Regions from separate parts of the Mus musculus genome. Here all the other regions are linked to region 3. The links are chromatin loops, found by intact Hi-C in ENCODE. Cell type or tissue: left cerebral cortex. All regions are shown on one strand. Links, peaks and the distances in the headings refer to the core of each region. The heading gives the core; the rest is flanking DNA.

Region 1 (7,697 bases), core at 831-5,830, 630 kb before region 3:
TGCACATGGACACACAAAATCCAACTTCTTTCAATTCAAGTTCCAAAAACTACTTTCCCCTGATTGGACTTTTCAGCTATTTTAAGAAAATATTTTTTTTCTGGGGTCATAGCTCAAGAATGATTTAGGAAACAGATTTATTGTTTAGCTTCTGTATAATGGCAGTGATTCTCACACTTTGGGGAGCATTAAAATCAGTTGGTCGCCAGTCCTGCAGCCTGATATTATGATGCTCTAGTCTTGGGTGGGGTTGACAGTCTGTGCTTCTGATAAGTTCTCAAGCGGCTCAGGGGCAACACTAGGGGGTTGGATGCTTTAGAATAACCTGTTTTAGTTTCCTTTTTCAGAGTACAACCTAATTTCTGTCACCTAAAACCTTATACATACAGGAACATCATGTAAAACATAGTTTCATAAAATAAGCAAGCCTTTAGACATTGAAAAAAAGTAACTCTTAATCCTCAAGTTTGAAGGAAGAATGCTAGTGGTTTGAAACTCCTCAAGTCATGACGCTGCCTCTCAGATTTTCCCATTTCTTTATTTACAAAACGAAAACAACACCTACTTTTCCTGGAACAAGAGATTTGGTTCCAGGCTAATCTTGAGAAGCAAAATCAGGAGATTTGCTTGCTTCAATTGAAAAAGAGATTTTCACAGCATCAGAGACTTCCCTGGGGACTACACACCGACGGGAAGGTATTATGTTGCCTCCACAGATGAGCGGGGCAGCCTTGTTTTGTGGAAGACTGTGCACTCTGCCTCTGGGCTGAATTTCAAAACGGTGTACCAGCGATCACCCTTCATGGACAGCATAGCATCTCGACGGGGTCTCAGCACAATGTAGAGACAGATTTATCTGTGCAGCGTTGAAAAGGATGCCCATGTTTGGGCCTCACACACTCTTAGCTGGGGCCTGGGTATCATCGAGTCTCACGTGGGAATCTTTCCATGGGCCATAAACTTCGACTCCCTGTAGCATCCCTTTCTTGGCGAGCAAAGCAAGTGCTGGCAGGTGACTACTGGCTTATAGATGATGGGCACATTCTCTATGTCTCCAAGTTTGATTGCATTGGGGATATTAAATTCCCACGCAGTGAGCACTCTATCACAGGACAAATGAGAGTGTCAGAGCCGGCGTTTTAAGGCCCTGTGTTATTATGTGCAATGATAAACTGCTTGTGCGTGATTAAACTGCCTCCATGGGCCTCGGCCCTCACTCTTTTCACTTTGCAGGTGATACCATCTATCTTTGCAAGCTTTCCCTCTCACCAAAGAGAAGACTCACATGTGTTGAACTGCCGCACGGCGCTTGAGACACTTGAGACGTAGATTGAACTGAATAGTTGATGCTTTATTTTCCTGGTCATGCGGCGCTGGGCCAGATCTGGATAGCTGTAAGTCATCTTGGGTTTGGCCACCTGTTTGAAGGTTTAATTTCAGCCTTCAGCTAGGCAAAAGCAAGCAGAATTATCACTTTTTTTGAGAAGGAAGTGAAACAGGTTAGGTTTGAGCCTCAGCTTTCTCTGACTATTTCCCGTGACTGCTGGTTGTTTCAACACAAAGATGGGCCAGAGGACAGGACTTTTTCATCAAGAATCACTCAGACTTGCCCCCCAAGCTAATCATGTTTATAGTTGTGAGAAACTCAGGTTATTAAAGTGTTCTGTATTCAAGACATTTGTCCTGAATAACAGTTCCCTCAGAAGAACCTTCACTTGGGTCACATTTTTAGCCCCAAACTGGCTTCTAAGGGCTCTAGGATTAGGTGATTATAACAAGATTATGAAGTTATTATGGATACAATGAACAGACACAATGACATCACGTTTGTTGTTGTTTTTGTCTCCAAATATGCTTTTGAGGGAGTTGACTTTGTGACAGGCTATTGTACTAAAAATGTGTATTTTCTACTCGTTTTGGAAATCACAATGTAGGCATAAGTTTTTTCTCTTGTTTCAAAGATATACCACCATGTAATTCTATTTTACAAATGTAATCATTTTAACCAATATTCACATGAATGCATATTTTATGTGAAAAAAGAAAATGTGTATTGGGGATGATGGCAAGTTCTCACCAGATGCTGAAGTCATTGTTTTTGAATACTTTATTTTTTCTTGAAATATATTTTCTGGGTGCCCCTTGGCTTGACTTTCTGGAAATCCAGGTTGATTCAGGTGGTTCCTTCGGGAAATATTGTGTCCACATTTCTATAGTATATAGGTGATTCTGAAGGGGGAAAAAGCCTGTCAGGATTCCATCTCCCATCTCTGCAGCCAGCTAGGGGAATTCCTATTGAGTCAGGTGAGACCGTGGATATAATACTAGCCTCAGGCTTTGGACAAGGCTGCTGGCTGGCCTGTCAGCAGCTGCACTTCTCCTAGGGTCTTGACATTTGTGGAGGTGGGGTACACACACGTGGGTGTCCTAGCCTGGTGCAGTGTCTCATGAGCTTGGAGGACATTGACTAAACACTCAGTAGCGAAGCTTGTGTTGACAGCTTTGCATTCCACTCATAGCCATAACTAGAGAAGAAAAGCAAAACAAAACAAAGTTTGAATATGAGAGGTGAAAATTGAGAAATGAGAAACACCCGTTCTTTTGGCTGTTTCTTTTCCCTTTCCTTCTCTTTTCATTTCTTTTTCATGTTTGTGAAATGACAAACAGGGCCTAATTACACTTTGTTCTTCGGGAATCAATTTGTCCTTAGTTTTAGATCAGGTCTGAAGACAGTATTATGAATGCAGTTGCCAGAAGAGAATGGGGCTGGTGTGACCTTCTCAGTCTCTCTGGGGCTCTGAGGTAAAGAGGCTCACATTGCCATGGAGCCTGTCGGTAGGCAGCCAAATATTTAGGTCAAAGCATTTGCCTACAGTTTATGATTGTAACTCAGAGAAAACTTTGGCAGGGAAATGCAGCCCTTTTCCTTATTCTCTCTCTTTAGGGATCAGCACCCACTCAAACCGGCCCTCTATGAATTCTCACACTTCCCCAGCAGGTACATCCTTGGAACTGTTTTAGTAACCAACAAAAATAAGAATGATAGTTCTTAGTAATTAGCTTGCTAGAGAAAAGGATCACAGCTATTAAATTCAAGCTATGCTAATGTGGAGTCTAAATCTAATGAATGACCCATTCTACAACTTTATTGAAGTCCTGGTCTTATGGCTGCTGGTTATTGATTAACTAACAAGGTTGTTGGATGCTGTTTAGATTTCCACTGTTGTGCATACATCGTGCAAGGTTTGTAGGAGTTATTAAAAAAATAGTAACAATTGTAAAAATATTGTTAAAGATCATCCCATCCCATGCCAATGCTTGGACCATCACGACAACAGCACCCTCCAGTGGCAGAACCACCTAATGAGAATGAAGAAAACAAGCCGTGTGCTCACAAGGCAGGCGTTCTTCCTGAAGGAGATTAATTTATGGGGTTGAAGACATGGAACCATTTGCATAGTGCAAGGGTAGCATCCTTGAAACTCTGAGTTCCATCCCCAGCACCACATAAGCTGGGTGGAATGGCCTATTTTAATGTCACAGCATCGTTCTTTACTACGTTCTTAACCATCCTTATGCCCACAGATAAGTTTAGCTATATTCTTTATCACAGAAGCATCTCTTTGCAGCAAATAGAGACCACCACAGAAAGCCACAGGTGGATACAATGAAGAACCAAACAAATTGTGTGTAGTCCAGGTCCAATGGGTATATCTATATCAGAGCTTCTGCATTTGTGCCTCAGGAAACATTTTGGAGGAGGGATGGAAAGATGGTAAAAGCCAGACTATTAGGAAGTCTGCTCTGAAAAAGGTTTTCTTAGAAAGGGCTGAATAAACAGACCAGAACAACGGCATCATCAAGGGGCATGGTAATATGGAAGGTGGAACTTTTTGTGGATTCTTACCACTAAACTACAGGCAATTAATGACTTTTCGAAGAATGAGAGTTAGCTTCTCCCAGAAATGGGCTCCCTTACTGGTTGTCCTGTGCAGAGTGGTCAGCCGTACACACTCAAAGAACAAATTGGAATCAATAGGGTATACTCACCTTTGTTTAAGCACTCATACACTCACGTATATGCATGTAACAAAAATAGTCAAAGGAAAAGAGGCTATTAACTTGAGAATTGGGGACAATAGGAGTAATTTGAGGGATGGCAGCTGTGTGTGGGACACTGGAGTGAGGAAATGGAGGAGGAAAGTTATATAATTACAGTTCAATTAAAACATATTTTAAAAACTCTATTGGTCCAATTTAGTGCTGTCAATGAGCTTATGGTATAGGACCATCTACAGGATCCCGGTTGTTTCTCCTGTATCAAATCGCTAGGGAAGACTGATTCTTTCTTCCCCAGCCAACTTCAACTGCAAATAGCTCCTCAGCAAGTGTGAGACTTTTTGACTTCACCATCTTGGTTGGGATTTTCTCTGACTTGGTCTTGTATAGGATTTGTACCTGTAGTCAAAGCTGCTATGAGTTCATGAGTGTAATGGGCCTGCCATGTTTGGAAATTATTGTATTGTAGATTTCTACTGCCCCTGGCTCTTCCACTCCTTGCACTCCCTCTTCCAAGATGATCCTTGAACTGGGAGGATGAGTGTCATACTGATGTCCCAATAGTACTGACGACTCCCAGTCTCTTATTCTCTGCATGCAGAAAACATGCATGTCTCTGTGTCAATCATCATCTGCAGAAAAAAAAGAGAGGTGAACGATATGTAATCCATATGCATAAAGGTATTTATACCTAGGGACAGCTTAACACTACGTCCATTTACCAGAAGAATAGTAGTAAGCAATCCCCTTGGGCCTATGATCTATTCAGCTACAGGTTCTTGGCCCAGGTGATAATAGCTGCCATGCATTTCATTTTGTGGAGTGTATCTTAAATATAATCATATAGTTTTTGTCACTCTTACAGTATTTGTACCATTATTGCATTGGTGGGCCTATCTTGTCAGGCCAGTTATTGTAGTTCACGGGGTTCACAGCTGGGCAAGATTATTGACTGCTCCCCCTACCCCCGCCTTTGGTAGTTTCCAGAGCTCTGAAAGCCAATCAATAAAGATGGAGTTTCTATGTTGATAACAAGGTGGTTTCTCTATGTTCTATGATTCAAGTACATAGTTATTTTTAGCAATAGGGTCTTACCACCAAGTTCTGGAGGATGGCCAAGAACAATGTAATGTTGTGGGCTCTAAGGAACGGACAACTAGAAGAAAGGTAACTCTTACCTGACATGGGGCTTTTCACTTGCTAACATTACCTAGGAGAGGCATCCCATCCTCATTGTAGGGTAACTATATATAAACTTTCTGTATGTATGTATGTACTTTGAAAACTTTCCACAATAAAGCTTCAATGTGGCTTTTCCAACAGACTTTAGTTTTAGCTATCCCTACAGTGTCCTCTCTCGTGCCCTCCCATCTCCTACTCTACCAAATCTTACTTGCTCCATTCTTCCTGTTTCTCCCTTCTTATCACCAGTTTTCCCCCTCCTTTGGAATGCTCTCCATGTCTTCTTACTTATAAGAGCCCTCTACTCTACAGACACATATCGTAAGATCCAATGACAGCATCCACATGTGAGAGAGAAGATGAAATGTTTATCTTTCTGGGTCTGGTTTGCCTCACTCAGAATGATCATTTACATCTCCATTCATCAAATATGCTCTTCAAACACAACTAATGGCTGGGGAGAATATTAGAAAGATACAAAGAGTGACATTTGAATCTATCTTGGAGGATAAGAAGAAGCATGTCTGAGTGGATGGGAGGCTGTGGGTAGGATATTGGAAGAGTAATTCCACAGGGAAGGACAGCCGGTGAAAAGGTGGTTGGGGTAAGCCATGATGAGACATCTGGAATGGCTGTTCAGAAGGGTTAAAAAAGTGGAATGGTGAAATTATTAGCTTGGGCTAAAAGATTTGCAGCTTGGTTTAACCAAATGAAAGTTCAGATTGTTATTCTACAGATCGCTACTGATTATCGAAGGACTGACATGTGGAAATGGCTTGATCGGTTTGCAAATTGAGAAATATAATTTTAGTGACAATTTTGAGAATTCACTTGGTGGAGAAAAGACAAAATTGGAGGTGGAAGTTGAATGTGAAATCCTCTTCCTTTTGGCCAGATTCTGGATTCCATTTTTTGGCTCAGAAAGTAAGCTCACTGTTTTCAGAGATAGCCAGGCTAGTTGTGGTGTCTTCTTAGAAAACATTATCCACATTGCTGTGTGAGTTTCTGCTAAGCAAAATAGGAAATTGTGGCAATTCCTTAAATTGCGCAGGACACGTGAAACTGACCTGAAAAACTATAATAAATTAAAGAAATTTAAGATAGGATATACACAGGCCACTGAGCAACCGCTTCCCCTACTCCATGAAATGGTCACATTTAGCTTGGCTGGATGTGGTCATAGGCCCTGATGATTTCAACAGCAGGTTATTCTTTATTCTGTGACATCTTAATGGATCAGAAAGCTATTATGGAATAACACAAAATGTAATTATATAAAACACTATGTTCCGAGTGGAAAATTTGAGCTGAGAAATAGTTGAGTTGTTCAGAGAACTTGCTATCTTCCAGTGGATGCAGGTTAGTTCCCAGTGCCAACATCAAGTAGCTCGCAATAGGCTTATAACTTCAGCTTCAGGGGATCCAAGACCCTCTTCTGGTCTCTGTGGGCACCTGCATGAATATAGTATTTACTCACATAAGCATACACATATACACAAATAAATAAAAAGCATGGGGGGATGAAATAAGATAAGGAGAAGTATTAATGGAAAAAATTCACTGTTTCTCTGTCTCTCCCACTCCTTCTTTCTTTCCCTCTTTCCTTCTTTCCTTCTTTCCTTCTTTCCTTCTTTCCTTCTTTCCTTCTTTCCTTCTTTCCTTCTTTCCTCCCTCCCTCCCTCCCTCCCTCCCTCCCTCCCTCCCTCCCTCCCTCCCTCCCTCCCTCCCTTCCTTCCTTCCTTCCTCCCTTCCTTTCTTTCCTGGCTATTCTGGAACTCACTATATAGACCAGGTTGGCCTAAAAAATCATAGAGATGCACTTGCTTCTGCCTATGGTGTTCTGGGAATAAAGGTTTGCACGACCATGACCATCAGAAATTTCTATGAATTTAAAATTATTTCCTCCATATGGAGTGTGGGATTACTTTCAGTTTAGTAGCAGTAATGCATGTTTTATATCTTCTGGGAAGCATGATGATGATTAAGAAGTTTGGGTCTTCTGATTGCTTTTGTCTTGACTTCTCCTTTATGTCATGTGCCTTTTTTTGACTTTATCAATTCCCATTTCCTGTGTATCATTAACAGGTGATAAAGTCAGAAATGGAATATTAACTTGAATCAAAGTCATAACCTTATCAAATATTTTTACTACTCCAACATAAAAAATAACATTATTTTGCAGTATGCAAACATGCATGCGTACATGCGTGTTTGTGTGTGTGTATGTGTGTGTGTGTGTGTGTCTATGAGCTCTTTCCCAGGTCCATGCATATTGAAGCCAGAGGTCAATATCAGATGTCTTCTTTCATGAATCTACATCTTATTTTGTAACACAACCTCTCTCACTGAACCTTGAGCTTACTGATTTGGCTAGAGTGTGTGTCCAGGAAACTCTTAGGATCTACCTGTCTCTATTCCTTAACATTGGGATTGCAGATGTAGCTAATTGGTCCTGG
Region 2 (7,697 bases), core at 831-5,830, 740 kb before region 3:
TTTTTTTTTTTTTTTGAGACATAATCTTTGTATCTTCATTTACTATGACATTCACTATGTAGTCCAGGCTGGCCTTGAACTCACAGCAATCCTCCTGATTACATGTCCCAAATCTTCTGACTACAGGCATAAGCTACCATAACTTCTGGGTTATCATGAGAACCCTCAAGGAATTTCAGCTTGTGAGGCACATGTATCTTGAAAATGTGTCCCGGATGAGATCAGACACCTTCTCGTAGCACGCCTACGTAAGCTGGGGCAAAACAAGGAGCACATCTGATATCTTGTCATAAGCACTGTGTGTGACTTGCTAGAGGACAGGAGGCAGAGATATTTGGAAGATATTCAAGTTGTTTTTTTTTTTTCCCAACTCACCTCATCTTGAGGGTCTTTTAGGTCATGGATGGTGTACTGAAAGCAAAAGGACAAAGGTGAAAAGGTCACATTTCCCTGGGGGGCAAGCATCTAGAGGAGTTGGTGGCTCCTGGGTCGCATCTTGAGGAGGCACCACTTAGGAACTAGGCAGTGCCACAATGAGTTGCCATAAACTCAATTGTCTTGGAAGTTGGTTGAGTCTGCGTATGGCACTCTGGAATAACTGTATCCTAGCATTTCAGAAAACAAGAACAGGTCATAGACTCTAGAAAGAATTCCCCTCTCACTCTTGACCCCAGCTCCCGAGTACTCTATAAAGTCCAACTGGCTTGGCCTTAAAATAGCTCATAAAACCCTTGTGCCAGAGCGATGTCATATTGTTATTTCTGGAAACACAAATACATAGAAAGAAGTCTGAGCATATATGCCTGGCTAGGTTCCCTACAGTTTACTATCAGCTCATACCTCCTTGTTCGTAAGAACACACAGGTTTTCCTGTACCTCTGAGTCTTAATGTCTCTCCTTTCCTCCCCTCTGTTTCTTCCTCCATCCTCTCTCCCCCTCCCTTCCTCCTTTCCTCTCTCCCTTTCTCTCTCTATTCTTCCCTCCCTCCTTCCAGTCTTTCCCTCCCACATCTTTCTCCTAGGTCACACATAGCCCAGATTGGCCTTGAGTCCTCTATGAGGGTGTGGATGACCTGGGTGACCATGGATTCCCAATCCCCCTGCCTCTGTCTCCCAAGTGGTGGGTAGACGATGTCCTGTGGAGGCTTAGTTTCTGAAGGCTCCTGGGCCACATCAAACTTTTTTTTTAAAGAATTATTTATTTTATGAATATGAGTACATTGCTGCTATCTCCAGACACACCAGAAGAGGGCATCAGATCCCATTACAGATGGTTTTGAGCCACCATGTGGTTGCTGGGAATTGAATTCAGGACCTCTGGAAGTGCAGTCAGTGCTCTTAACCATCTCTGAGCCATCTCTCCAGCTCCCACATCAAACTTTTATTAAGTAACTATGTACTCATTTCTCTAATTAATCTATCTTTTGATGTAGGGTTCTTAGTCACGAAATTCACGATGGTGAAGATAAGTCTTTTCTCCAACATCTAAGCTGAATCCTGACAGACGAGACCAAGTTGTTCAAATAAGTGTGCTGGTGAGACGTATCAGAGGCTCAGGTAGCTGACACACAGGTGCAAAGGGTCAAAAGGGGAGAGGGAAGTTATAATTAGAGCGGGCAGAGCATAAAATGAGAAGAAAGGGGAAGTTCAGGGGTGTGACTGCATTGCCAAGCCCAAAGAGCCTTCCCCAGGGCAATGAGAATCCAGCAGATGGTTAAAGCAACAAGCAAAGATTTAGCTTTCTTACAGTTGCCCCTGCCCACTGCACAGTCCTTCCAGCCATTGAAGTCTCATAGGCCATGTTTCGATCACTGGGTGCTTGTGTGCAGTGGTTCATATGGGAGGCGGGAGTTGCTGAATGGATGGGATCAGAAGGTGGGGATGGGCGCTGCTTGCTGAGTCAGCCATCTCAGCAGTGTTTGGAGGCACACACGCTTGCTTTTCCTCTTAGGTGGCAGGGATGGGAGTGATTGACATCTGACTTGTATTAGGGTTACAGCTCAATACATTGTGCTTTAATGGATAGTGCACTGGCTTCTGGGTAAGAGACCCGTGTTCATGACACTGATGGAGTTCAGAACACACTTCCTAAATATAGGCGCCTGGGCATGTGATAAAATGCTGGCGACAGCATATCATGACATGAATGGAGTCTTCCTTTTTTATCTTACTTGACAAAGATCCTAAAACCTACAAAGAGTTTTCTGGCCTTTCTCCCAGGAAGGTTATGGGATGGATTGTCAATCTTTACTGGAAACAAAGAAGCTGAAGACACAAGGGGTCTCAACAGGACAGCGTTTCCCCTTCTTTATTATCTTTAGGTCGGAGCTCCTGTCCCATCCTGATTTCCACCACTGTCCCCTCTTCTTCACACCAACACAGTAAAATACACAGATTTTAGGGTCTGGAGAGGTGACTCAGGGGTTAAGAGCGTATTGTTGTTTCAGAGGACGGGAGTTTGATTTCCAGCGCCAGTGTCAGTTGCTTCACAACAGAACTCCAGCTCTAAGGAATCTATTCCTCTGATCTCTGCCTTCATGCACACAGACATACATGATTAAAAAAACCAAAATAATTATTTAAAGAACGCACAGGTTGGGGCTGGTGAGATGGCTGAGCGGGTAAGAGCGCTGACTGCTCTTCCAAAGGTCCTGAGTTCAAATCCCAGACACCACATGGTGGCTTACAACCATGTGTATCGCTACAGTGTACTCATAAAATAAACAAATAAATCTTAAAAAAAAGAACACACAGGTTACCCTACTGCAGTGGACTTCCATTCTGAAAATTCTGAGGTCACATGAACTCGTATTACATAAGTTGGTATGCTTTCTCTTGTTAATATTTGTTACAGTGGCTCCACTCATGAACCTAGTGTGAGGGAACGCTTCACTTCTTACAACACCCTAGCAAGAGCCACGTTCTTCATTTTGCTCATTTCCCAGAGTCCTTCTCCTACAGACTAAGGACCAGCGGCTTAGTAAAATGCTCTCTCATCCTGCCCAGTGACTTGTGGACAAGGAAGTGGTTCTGAGAGTAGTGCTTTTGCCAACTTGCCTGGGAACTCGCTAGAAATGCAAATTATTGTGCTCCACCCAAGACGCAGTGGAAACTCTGTGGGTGGAACCGAGGCTTCTAGCTTTTAGGAGTCCTCCAAGAGACTCTGGCTAATGTTAAAGCTTGATGAGTATATTTAAGGGGGTAAACTTTAATAAAAAAAGTTGCTGAACCAAACAAAATTAATCTTCTCAGATCTCCTCTCCGAAGTTCCGCGGCTTCACCAGGAGAGGGCGACCGCGGACCTGCCTTTTGCCTTCCCAAACTGCAGAGCCCAATGCGATGGTAAACAGCAGCCACAGCAAGTTCCATCCATTGCCCAAGTAAATCACAAAATATATAAAAAGAGACTTCAAAAGGCAGCGGTATCAAAGCGGCAGTTAAAGAGAAGGAGACATCCAAAGTCACAGCTGCATCGACGGAGGAGGCTGCTTCAGCATCTAGGATTCGGAAGCATTTAGGGATGAATTTTTCCTCCCCCCCCCCCCCCCCAGTATTTCTCCGAGTCCCTTTCCTTTGATATACATGAGCCTCTCGACTTTCCTTTGTTCTTTTCCCACGCGTCAGGTTTTCATAAAGTTTTTCGAGTTGATGAGCTCCCACCACCACCACCCCCACCCCCGCCCGAAAAGACGTTAGATCCGCAGCACCAGCAGCTGCGGTTTTGGATCTGCAATGCTCTGCAGCCTTAGCCAGGTTCACCGCCGAGTGCAAGCAGGGAATGTCTCTCCACCCAACTTCCTCCGTAGGACCCCACCACCTTCCGCACTGAAAATATTTTGATGTCTGGTGTGGCCTGTGTGCCCTGCTCCTTTCTCCTCTACTCTGGACCTGTCTCATTGCTTCAGGCCCATTTCCTGCACCAGGGGATTTTTTTTTCCTCCCACAAGAGCCAAGGGGTAGGGGGTGCGAGGAAGAGTGAAGGAGACTTCCCAGTCTTCTCTCTGCTTGGCCTGCATATCCGGTCTTTATAATGAGGCACACCAAGGCCAGGAAATAGGGGCCCGGGTAAGGGGTACAGATGTCTTGAAGGTTTGCACTTGTCTTAACTGTCTCCGGAACAAAATGTGAAACTCCTCCAAAGAATGGGCTGTACTTGTAATAGGCGTCTTACAGTGCGTGTTCATGAAATGTAGTTTAGGGAATCCTAGGCAATTATATTCCGCACACTTCAGGCCAAAACAAGTTAAAAGATTCTCCCTTCAGAAAAGTGTAATTAAAACAACAACAGCAACGGCAGTGAGGCTTCATTTCCTTAAATTTGTTTAAAAATTTTTAATTAAGTTTTTTGACAGGACATTTATATCGTTTTCTCTAAGGTCCAGGGAACACCCAGGAAGGAGAAGCGGAAAGCATTCAGGGCAGGAAGATTGGGGGGTGGGGGTGGGGGGACGACTGGGAGGAGCTGGGAAACGCTATCTTCTGGGCACAGGAATGTCAAAAGGTGATATCACAGCACAGAGGACTGCCAGCACGGGATTGCACAACACTGGGCTTATCAACAGCTAACCACGGACAGGAAAAGGTTCTCAGTGACTGGTGGATTCTGGGAAGGGATAGTCATTGTCTTCAGTTGTGTACCCAAGGTGAGCCAGCTAGGCTCCAGAGGAGAGTTCTGCAGACACACAGATAGCCCTGGTTAAAATCAGTGGTTCACAAAACAGAACAATATACCAGGAGCTGGTAAGGGACTTGTACGGAGGAGAGGGAGGGATGGGAGAGTAAGAGAGGGTGGAAGGGATGCAAGTAACCAAATGAACTATGTACTTGTATGAAACTGTCAGGAAATAGATTCAACTAATAGAAAGGAAGAGAGAAAGAATACAATGGGAGGAATATTTGGGGGTGGAAGGACACTAACAAAAGATTGCTGGGTGACAGGCTTTATTTATTTATTTATTTATTTATTTATTTTATTGGTAGAGATCTGAATATCTATATAACCCAGACAGGGAATGAACAACACATCAAAGTTTGGTGAACCAATGGCTTTTTTATTGGTGTTACTTGCAGGAGTATGGTGAGCAGTTACAGAAAGAAACCACTCAAAGAAAGCTGCATCACAAAACTCCATCTCAGGGTGGGAGCCAGTTCTGGGAAGCTGCAGGACACTAGCTCACCAGGTGAGGGAGTCCCCTTTTCAGGTGATCTAAGCCTCTTAAGGAAGCTCAGCTGTTTTTTTGTTTCTTCTAGTTTGGCTGATCTCTGAGTCTGCTAGTCTTATTTCTGCTTTTTTCCAGGTACCTGGGCTTGTCTGAGAGTTACTTTTAGTGTGTGTGTGTGTGTGTTTGGAGCGGGAGGGACCCAGTGAATCTGGTCAGTTTCAGGAACTTCCTAAAGCTAGCTTGAGCTGCTTACTTCCGGTCTTAATGATCTTCCATGCAGGACAGAATGGGTCAATCTGGAGGATATTTCTACATAGCAAAGAGAAAGGGGGAAGATGGAAGACAGCAATAGGAGTGGAAAGATATGCTCTTACACAAACATAGGCACATACACAAATATACACACAAATATATTAAAAAATATCACAAAGAAAACCACTTCTTTGTGTGCTAATAAAAATCAATTAAAAACTTAAAAATGATTATATACGTACATTTATATGTATATGTATATATATATATATGAATTGGGTTTTTTCTTTTTTGAGACTTTGCTTATCTATGTATCCTGGCTTGGATTTGCCTTTTAGGCCAGTCTGGCTTTGCACTTCCTGGGCACCTGCTTTTTCATTCATTTTTAACATTAGCATATAAAGTAATGTGTTTCATTATCATTTTCAATTTAGACTCGCAGAGCATTTCCTGCTCTGAGGACGCCACAGTGGGGAAGGGGTTTGCCTGTCGATATAAGAAGTATAAGAAGCCATATTTTATAGCTTTAAGGCTGTATGAGATTCCTTCTCAATTTATAGTGAGATCTTCACACATCTATTCTAAATGCAAGTTCAAATGGAAATGCTTCACGGCTCCCAGCCAGCGGAAGAGAGAGGGAAAGGAAGGATATAATAATTTAAGCCTGGTTCTATGCTGACAGATTCGAGGCAATAGGCACACAGGCAGCTTTACCTTTCAGGGCCAGGCAGCTTCCAGGTTTAGGGGTGCTTATGAAAATGAGGATTTGCGAGTGCTGAGTGGCTATCTTGACTTTCGAGTAAGAGGGCAGGACATATTGATGGCTCATTCAAGGATGCTCCACAGCGCTCCTGATTTGTCATTGTGAGACAATCAGGTTCTTTCTTTTCTGGTGGTTTGTCTACTGCTATGCTTTGTTTCATTTCTGTTGTTCTCGTGCAATGTTCTAAAATTCTGAGACTGTCTGAAGGCAAGATGAAGATTCAGGGAAAATTGGGGGAATAAGAAAAGAGAGAGGAGAGCCACGTAAGGAGGCATCTGGTTGATGCCTCTCACCAGGAACTGCTCAAGAATTCCAGCTTAAGACCATTGACCCTTTCCAGGCACACAGCTGAAAACTCCCAGGAACCACACAAGAAACCCACTTATTTACGGGCAAAGGAGCTGTGTTAACCCTCTTGGGCAACCTTATTTGTTTCTGGTTTCATCCGATTATATTTCCATGCAAAGCACCTGTGATGGTTTGTATATCCTTGGACCAGGGAGTGGCACCATCTGAAGGTGTGGCCTTGTTGGAATAGGTGTGACCTGGTTGGAATGGGTGTGTCACTGTGGGTGTGGGTATAAGATCCTCACCTTAGTTACCTGGAAGTCGGTCTTCCAATAGCAGCCTTTGGATGAAGACATAGAACTCTCGGCTCCTCCTGCACTATGCCTGCCTGGATACTGCCATGCTCCCACCTTGATGATAATAGACTGAACCTCTGAACCTGTAAGCCAGCCCCAATTAAATGTTGTTTTTTTATAAGACTTGCCTTGGTCATGGTGTCTGTTCACAGCAGTAAAACCCTAACTAAGACAACACCTTTGGAGTTGCCTTCTCTATCAGTCACTCTTACCAAAGGGAGAGGGGTGGGGGTTTCTTGGCACCAATATAAAATGTAACTTGAGAGCCACCAACACGGTCTACATAGCTAATGCTCAGGCAATTACTGGCCTCCTCTCCCTTGAGAAGTACTTGGTACTGCTTACGTCACCCCATGTGCCTTTGGGAAGCACGTTGCCCCGCTTTGTATGTCAAACTTTATTCCGAGAGCCCCTCTTTTGTTGAGCCCTTCTGTATAACCCTGGATTAAAATATCTCTAATAAAATCCTCAACTTATTTCCTAATCTGATAAGCCCTGAAATTATTTTCATCTTCAAAGCTACAAAACCAAGTCTGGCTTGAGTTAGATCCTTAAGAATTAGGAGAACTTTTCGATGTACTGATGGTCACAGTGTGAAGAAATGTCTCTCCCCTCGCTGTCGTCTCTTTCTTTTCTAGGTAACAGAGAATTATCTTTTTTACTTTCATTTGGCCAGGGTCTCTGGAAACACCACAGCCATCAAGTGTCCATCTACGAGAGGCAAGAAGGCCGTTCAGTTCAAGAGGACTCAGTAGTCGGTGTTGGTTCTAACTTCAGAAGTCTGACCTCCAATGATTTATTTTAGGCATGTTTAAGTGCAGCACACTTTGGAAAACAATTTCCTGGTGATAATTAACTCAGTTACAGTTACACAAAG
Region 3 (7,697 bases), core at 1,847-6,846:
AACTGCTGAATCATAGTTACAGTTGCTGTTTGTGACGTGAACTAGCTTCATGGTGCTAAGTTCAAAACATTATTAGTTTTAGTGATAAGATTGTATGCATCCTCAATTCAAGCAATATTCCCTTAGCAAGTACATTTTACAAAATATTTATAATATAATACATATTTTTTGTGAAGTCCAGCCAACTCAACAATATGTAGCTCATGTTACCTGCTTGAAGTGTTCACCAAGTGGGGATTCAGTATAAATGCTCTGTTTGAAGCCTATTCTGACATATTTACCATATCCTATCATCATGTTTCAGCACTGCAGAGGAGAACATTCTATGGTTCAAATTCATGGGTATTGTGTTTTGCTATAATGTTCAAATAATGATCTGTTTAATTTTCTTTTTTTCTAAAGGAGTGAAGAAGCCCACTCTCCTATCAAGGTCATTACTGAACTCACTGCCTTCAGTTTAAAAGCACAGAGAGCCATCTAGCAGTCACTGTCAGGAACTTCCTATTCAGATACACTCCTTTGTCATGAAAGGGAAAATTAAGCAATCTTGTACAGGTTTCAGGTTTAACATTTTACTAGTGTGTTGGGGATGATGGATATCCCCCATAATTTAGAAATTCTATTACAATGGAACTGATTGCCCCCTCTTAAAATAGGTAATGACATATGCTCTTGAGTTTATGCTTTTCTAGAAGGATCTGGAACCTTATTAATTAGACTTTAATTAAGAAAATATAATTCGCATACATTTACGGAGGAAAAATCAATATTTTTATATAAAAATACAAATAACTAATTAGTGGCAAATTGCCTCCCTTTGGCTAGGAAATGCTAATTTTTCCAATTCTGTAGTGCATTAGATGAGAAGAACAAAATTTAGTATATGCAAAATGTGGAGTACACTCCAATCACAAGGCAGGGGATCCATAAAGCAGGTATACACACACACACACACACACACACACACACACACACACACACACACACGCGCGCGCGCGCGCGCGCGCGCGCACACGCACACGCACACGCACACGCACACACACATATATATAGTCTTTTATAGTTGAGTTGGCAGAATTGGTCCTAGTGATAGCAAATTATCATTTATTAAAAAGTTAAACAACACAGAGAGATGTAGAATGGAGCTAGATGATGTAGGTAGAAACTTATACCTTAAAATATTTTCAAATTTCAAGAGATCTCCTATTGTATCATTTTACCTGCATCCATATATAATTATTTTGATATTTTTAGTAAACACAGAGTACATGATGGTAGAGAATCACAAAAAATAAGTTTGTTTTTTTTTAATTGTATGCTGGCATAGTATTATTCCAACATACAAGCAGCATATGGTTAGAATTTCTAGTTATTTTAATGGTATTTCTTAAGAAATGTTGGTGCACCCCCCCAAAGTGCAGTCATCTGAGGTACTATCTTGCTAAATTTTAATTTCATCACATGTAAATTTTACAACAATCATGATCTTTAAAACCCTAAACTTTTAACCTAGTCAGAACTAAATTAAAGTTGAGGACATATAAAGTTCATAGACGAGGTGACGATTATTTTGACAACCCAGTGCTACTACTTGAATGTTTTATTTGATTTATTTAATTTTGTTTAACAGCTTGTTAAATAAAAATAGTTTGGCGAAACATAATATTGGGCTCTATTTGCTCTCACAAAAATGATATTTTTTCGACAAATCCAAAACATTTGGAAATTAAATTACTTAGTATTAAGTTTTTAATATTATCTGTTATTTCATATAATATGGAACAAAATGCCATGATATGGCCTTTTAATACTCTTTTGAAACATCTTAAACTGAGCACAGTTTGAAAAGTGGATAGGTTTCTCTTCTCCCCCGGATTTCTCATCTCAGTGCTACCAGGCATTCAGAGTTCAGACTGACCTAGTTGGAAAGTTTTAAACCACTGAATAATCATATGTCATAAAAATTAACAAAGATCAAATTAACCAAAGCAGAAATGCTTATTTGGGGAAATCAAGTCTATATGTAATAAGATATTATGAAGTAACTGCAAACAATGATTGTATTTATACACTAAAGATCCCAGACTTATCCAATCAATCATACAGCTGTCATTAAGAGCCCACAGTTTCAAATTCTCATAGAAAGCCATAGCCCATTTTAAGTCCAAGAATTTATTCTGTACTAATTTGTTAATTGTGTTTTTTGATGTATATTTTATAAGATATTCTAAATTAGATAGATGAGAAGCAGAATGGATTATGCTACTATGAGGGCAGGGACATAAAGGGAAAAGTAAATAATATATAAACAAAACAATGATGTTTTATCTGGTGTAAAATGCTTAATAGCTATACCTTAGTATATACCATTATGCTTGTTAACATGGCTCTCACACACTGTTTGAAGCTTTCAAAATGTCAGTGTCAAGACTACTATAGGTTTAGAATAAAATTGTTTTATTTTTCTCAGATCTTTCTAAATATTAAATATGAAAAGCCTATTATATGAAAAGCCTGTGAAAATATTATACCATTATACTTTTTTTTAATCATATACTAGGGTAGGCTTTGAAATATCACAACCAGTAATAGATCACAGTTAGTTACACCTTCGCTATAGTTAATTGTTTCCATTAATTACACAGGCAATGTCAATTCATAAAATAATTTTAAAGAATTCAAAACACAGTATTGGATGACTTTTAGAATACAGCATCATTTCCCCAATCATGTCACATTGCTGTCCATCAAATAAGTATGCAGATCATAAATGCTTTTCGTACCTTATTCTAGCAGTTGCCTTATCCCTTACTCTAGAGAACTATGTTTTTCTTCGAATGCTTGCCTCTCAGAAATGACCATATAGGCTTTCCTCACATATCGCTAAAAACATAGTTGCATCGCTCCCTGCTTTGTACCAGATAAGCTGAGCGTTCACTTTCATTGCTGGATAATTTACAGAGTTCCACAGCTATATCGTAACTCATCCTTTCTATTGCCCTCCTTAGTTTAACAGGCTTCTTACTTCCTGTCTCCTAACACAGATCACAGAACTTCCTTGGGGTTCCCTAATCTTTTTTTCAGTAAAAGGAAAGACACATAAAGTCCCTCTCACGATGTCTCTTGGCAATGCAGAGTGTAGCTTTGCTGTTCTGTCCTAGGTTACAAGCTGCCTCCCCTATGTTTTGGACACAAACCTCAGCACATCGGCGATGGGAGTATTATTGACCAGCATCAGCTGGAAAACGCTTCCCTGCTTTCAACAAAGAGACAGCTCACCATCTAACACAAATACAGGCTTATAAACTGCATTGTTTCTGCTGCAAACTCCCTTGCATGGCCCGTCCTACTTCAAAAGAGAACATTAAGCAGCTGGACAGCGAATAAGCTAAATTCCCCGGAGAACCGCATTGCCTGCTACCCATGTACATTATCTTCACTCTGGTCCCTCCCCCCTCACACCAGGACACTACCTTAAGAAGCTAGCCCTCTGATAGTTCACCTTGTTATCTTCCAAGCAGCGTGGATGCATTAGACACCACAGGGTCGCTGAAAGAACAGTCCCCCATGTCGTTTTGGACATCCCCCCCCGCATCTTGATCAGGTCGTTACATTTTGCACATTTATTTTAAACGAGTCAAAATATTGCCCCTACCTTGGAAGGATCTAATCCAGCAAGTAAAGACAGAAGAAGGAGGTTGAGAAAGCTGGACCTCGCCTGCATTCTGATGTGGGTTTTTGCCTCTCTTTACTCTGTTTTATGTAGCCACTTCACTCACTGCGGAGACCTTTCCCACGTCAGTTGCACTTTCTGCCTGCCAGTCAGAGAAGAGTGGAAAGAGGCAGAGGCGGCGGCGGCAGCGGCAGTAGCAGCAGCGGCAGCAGAGGCAGCCGCCCTGGGGGGCGATCATTCCGCAGGCATCTCAGAGTGGGGAGTCCTGGAGCTCAAAAGGCTGGGACAGGCTGCCGCGGGTGCTGGCCGAGGTGCTGAAGCGCCTCCACCTGGTGCGCCCCGGTCTACCTTCTCCCCTTCTGTTAGACAGCCAACCCACCTCAAAAGTTTTGACTCAAAAGGATAAAGAGAGTGATTGCTGAGAGGTGTGGAGACCTGAACAACGGATATGACATCACTACAGCTACTGGGGTTTTGTACGTTGGGGGGCGGGTGGTGTTTTGAGGGAATTTGTTAACCAAAGGACTTACGCTCCAGTTCAGCCTTTGCTGGCAACTTGAGCTGCAGAGAGTCAGCTGTACACGGTATTATGAAACAGGCACTGCACTGGAACCTTCTGTCATTGACAGAGGACTTGTTTTAAAATTTGGTGCTTTAGACAAAGTTTTCAAGTGAACTGACATTGTAGTTATTCTATTTAAGGCACATGTTAAAAATAATAGACTTCTATTTTTTTATTTAGAAATGTGTATGGCTACTTATAAATACTTAACTGGAAAATATTTTGGGTTAAGAAATGGGCACTTTTATTGGGGGAGGGGGTCTACTGCAAACCTGAAAATACATTGCAGGAATAATTAAAGTGGCTTTGCATTTTCCTTTTGTACAGATATACTTCATTAGTCACCCCAACTGAAATATCTCCTCATATCCACGTATAAATACCCAGATATGTAGTCTCCAGGTCAATCTAATCTGTAGTTGCATCTGAGGAAAACACAATATCCATGAGGGGCGCATAGCAGATGGCAGAGTAAATGATTTGTAAGCTTTGAACTAACCTAAAAGAGGGTGTTTTTTTTGTTTTGTTTTTTGTTTGTTTGTTTGTTTTTGTTTTTCCTAGAGCTGAGTCACATGCAGGTGAATGAGGGGGAAATCTATGGGCAAGGAAAAGCAAGACACTGCTACTCATTGTGAAATATATGACTATACTCATACTATACTACTTGTTTAAAACTGTTTGCAACACCATAGAAAGAACAACAATATTAACCATCCAGAACCGCCCCCCATCCTGAGCTCCCAGGGACTAAACCACCAATCAAAGAGTACACATGGAAGAAACCACGGCTCCAGACTCATATGTAGCATAGGATGGCCTTGTTGAGCATCAGTGGGAGGAGAGGCCTTTGGCCCTGCGAAGGCTCGATGCCCCAATGTAGGGGAATGCCAGGGCACGGTGGTGGGAGTGGATGGGTGGGTGGGGAAACACTATCTGTCTTAGTCAGGGTTTCTATTCCTGCACAAACATCATGACCAAGAAGCAAGTTGGGGAGGAAAAGGTTTATTCAGCTTACATTACTGCTGTTCATCACCAAAGGAAGTCAGAACTGGAACTCAAGCAGGTCAGGAAGCAGGAGCTGATGCAGAAGCCATGGAGGGATGTTCTTTACTGGCTTGCTTCCCCTGGATTGCTCAGCCTGCTCTCTTATAGAACCAAGATTACCAGCCCAGAGATGGCACCACCCACAAGGGGACCTCCCCCCTTGATCACTAATTGAGAAAATGCCTTACAGTTGGATCTCATGGAGGCATTTCTTCAACTGAAGCTCCTTTCTCTATGATAACTCCAGCTGTGTCAAGTTGACACAAAACTAGCCAGTACACTATCATAGAAGCCAAGGGGGTGGGGGGAGATAGGATAGGGGATTTCTAGAGAGGAAACCAGGAAAGGGGTTAATATCAGAAATGTAAATAAATAAAATATCTAATAAAAAGGATTATTTGATCACATGGGGGAAAACTTAAGCAATGTAAATGCAATCAGTGAGATGAAGAGGCAGGAAGATTTGTCAGCCATTTGAACAACTATTCTCTTCAATCACATCTCCCACAATACAGCTTCTATTGGTTTTTAAAGAAGTAATATTTAGTTAAGAATGAAGGTTTGCAAACCAGTTACCTGTGTATCTTTTTACATTAAGCAGAGAAATTAGTTGAGGCATCAGACAAATACTATGTACAAAAGTCCTCTAAATTTTCATTAAAACTACTCCATTCCCAATGTGAAAACCACAGTTGGTATTCAATATCTACAGATGTTTCATACTATATTATTTATTTTTAAACATGATAGTAATCATGTCTGCCTGTATATAACTACTTTGTTTAGTGTTTTTCTACAAAGTGTAGATGACATAAAGCAAACTGTATTTGAAATTTTCATTATGAAGTGGTGGGTTGTAGATAATAAAAATAAAATAAATGTGATAAATTGTTTAGTGTTTAATAACAACCCAATAACCACATTTATAACTTCACATGTTTTCTATAATAAAAAGATTAAAAACCATTATCTTGAGACTGCAGAGTTGTGTTCACTCACTTTGCAATAACTTTCAAAAGCATATTTATGTTAGCTTTTTATTTACAACTGCTTTTTAAAACAATTTTAATTTCATTATTAACATGGCATAGCATGAAATTATTTTTCAGTGATTTATATATATACTATTTAGAATCTGTATTCTCAATCAAAAAAACTTCTATCAGACTAAGGAACTAAAAATTAAGTTACCAAATGGGGACAGTTTACAGAATGTTCATTGTTTATTATTTATTCTTAAGTGCTTGTAATTCTGTTGCATGCTTTTAAGACTAGGTAAACAATTTTATAACATGTATTTAGAAATATTTCCTCTTCCTAAAGCAACTTATAAAATCATTTTGTTTAAAAACAAGAACCTAACAACAGAAAGTATTAGCTAGCTTAAATGTTGGAAGATGTACTTAAAGCACACAGAAAATGTAAGATGAGAACATCATATAAATTTTAAACTTCAAGATCAACAGGTATTCTTGTAACAACATTTTCCACTCAAAATATTTTGAGCTCATGATTCACAGTATCAGTAATTGAAGTAAGACTCTTATGTAGATATTTCCATAAGTACGTATTTTCTGCATTTTGCAGGACTGGAGTAGCATTTGTAATAAAGAGTTAATAAGACAAAGTGTATGAAAGCCTGCCAGGAAGAACTGATGGGAGAGGTTGATGATATCTAGAGATCCAAACTGAGCACTGCATGGTAATTATAATACAAATGAAAACAGATGATCAGAGCATACTTACAGCACATTTCTTTAAGAGAAGCTCAGTCATTTGTAGCGAACAATCAAGTTCAGTAATAAATCAAAGCTCTACTAAACTTGCCACTGCACAACAAAAGCTCTAAAGAAAACAGCAGATACTCACCAGCATCCTACCTCTCTCTGGCTCTCTGCTAAAATAAAACAGCACAACTGCTTAATTTCTCCAAGTAGATTTCTGTTCCTTTTACTTAGTCATTTGTTTTGTGGCAAAGCCCTATCACATTTCCATACAATCAATTTAATGACATTGAGGTCATACTGTGTAATCTGTATATATCCATCTATGGAACATTTCTTGTGTAAGGGAGAAAGTCTATGAAGTGCTTTCAATTTTTATCTTCCCTTAGTTAATCCAAAGAATCATTAACTTAGAGAAAATAAATGAAGTGTCTATTCTGTTTATCTTGTGATTTCTGATTGGTGACTGCAGTCAACACGGAACATATTATAAAATATAATCATAAAATTTAGAAACTATGTAATATTTAAAAAATCTTCAATTTTTAGTGAATGCATGAAAGTATTTTATATTTGTATAAACCTCTTAAAATCAGGTTTTTATGCCTACAATGGATAGGAATTATTTTAAAATCTATGCAGCATTATCAAAACCTTAGTACCACTAAAAAAGTTTCAAAATGAATTTGTTTTC

Evidence for each region. Hi-C counts contacts between places; a loop is a spot of excess contacts. Peaks named below come from ENCODE experiments on the same cell type or tissue, not always from the same donor. Only the 100,000 strongest peaks of a DNase experiment are listed, where the experiment ranks them.
Region 1: it touches region 3 in a loop (2.0-fold over the local background); 2 of 42 quality-filtered maps call a loop at or near these places.
Region 2: a loop joins it to region 3, with 5 times the contacts of the local background. A loop is called at or near these places in 3 of 42 quality-filtered maps.

Annotation. Positions count from the first base shown.
Region 1 is chr3:115,525,759-115,533,455 of GRCm38, reverse strand. No RefSeq gene overlaps it. Among named protein-coding and RNA genes, the nearest start is that of Gm40124, 110 kb to the left of the region's middle. In left cerebral cortex, for the core only: a CTCF peak has its summit at 3,363 (motif pointing left); DNase peaks (open chromatin) are centred at 2,873 and 3,350.
Region 2 is chr3:115,638,480-115,646,176 of GRCm38, reverse strand. It overlaps Gm40124 (a long non-coding RNA gene), which reads left to right and starts at 4,451. Exons shown (of 3, transcript XR_867569.1): 1 at 4,451-4,739; 2 at 5,070-5,179; 3 at 7,497-7,697. In left cerebral cortex, for the core only: CTCF peaks have their summits at 1,256 (motif pointing right) and 3,287 (motif pointing right); DNase peaks (open chromatin) are centred at 3,312, 3,752 and 4,058; H3K4me3 peaks cover 1,092 bases; H3K27ac peaks cover 727 bases.
Region 3 is chr3:114,900,510-114,908,206 of GRCm38, reverse strand. It overlaps a transcript of Olfm3 not described here. Among named protein-coding and RNA genes, the nearest start is that of Gm23750, 80 kb to the right of the region's middle. In left cerebral cortex, for the core only: a CTCF peak has its summit at 4,006; DNase peaks (open chromatin) are centred at 3,109, 3,410 and 4,012; H3K4me3 peaks cover 2,341 bases; H3K27ac peaks cover 1,383 bases.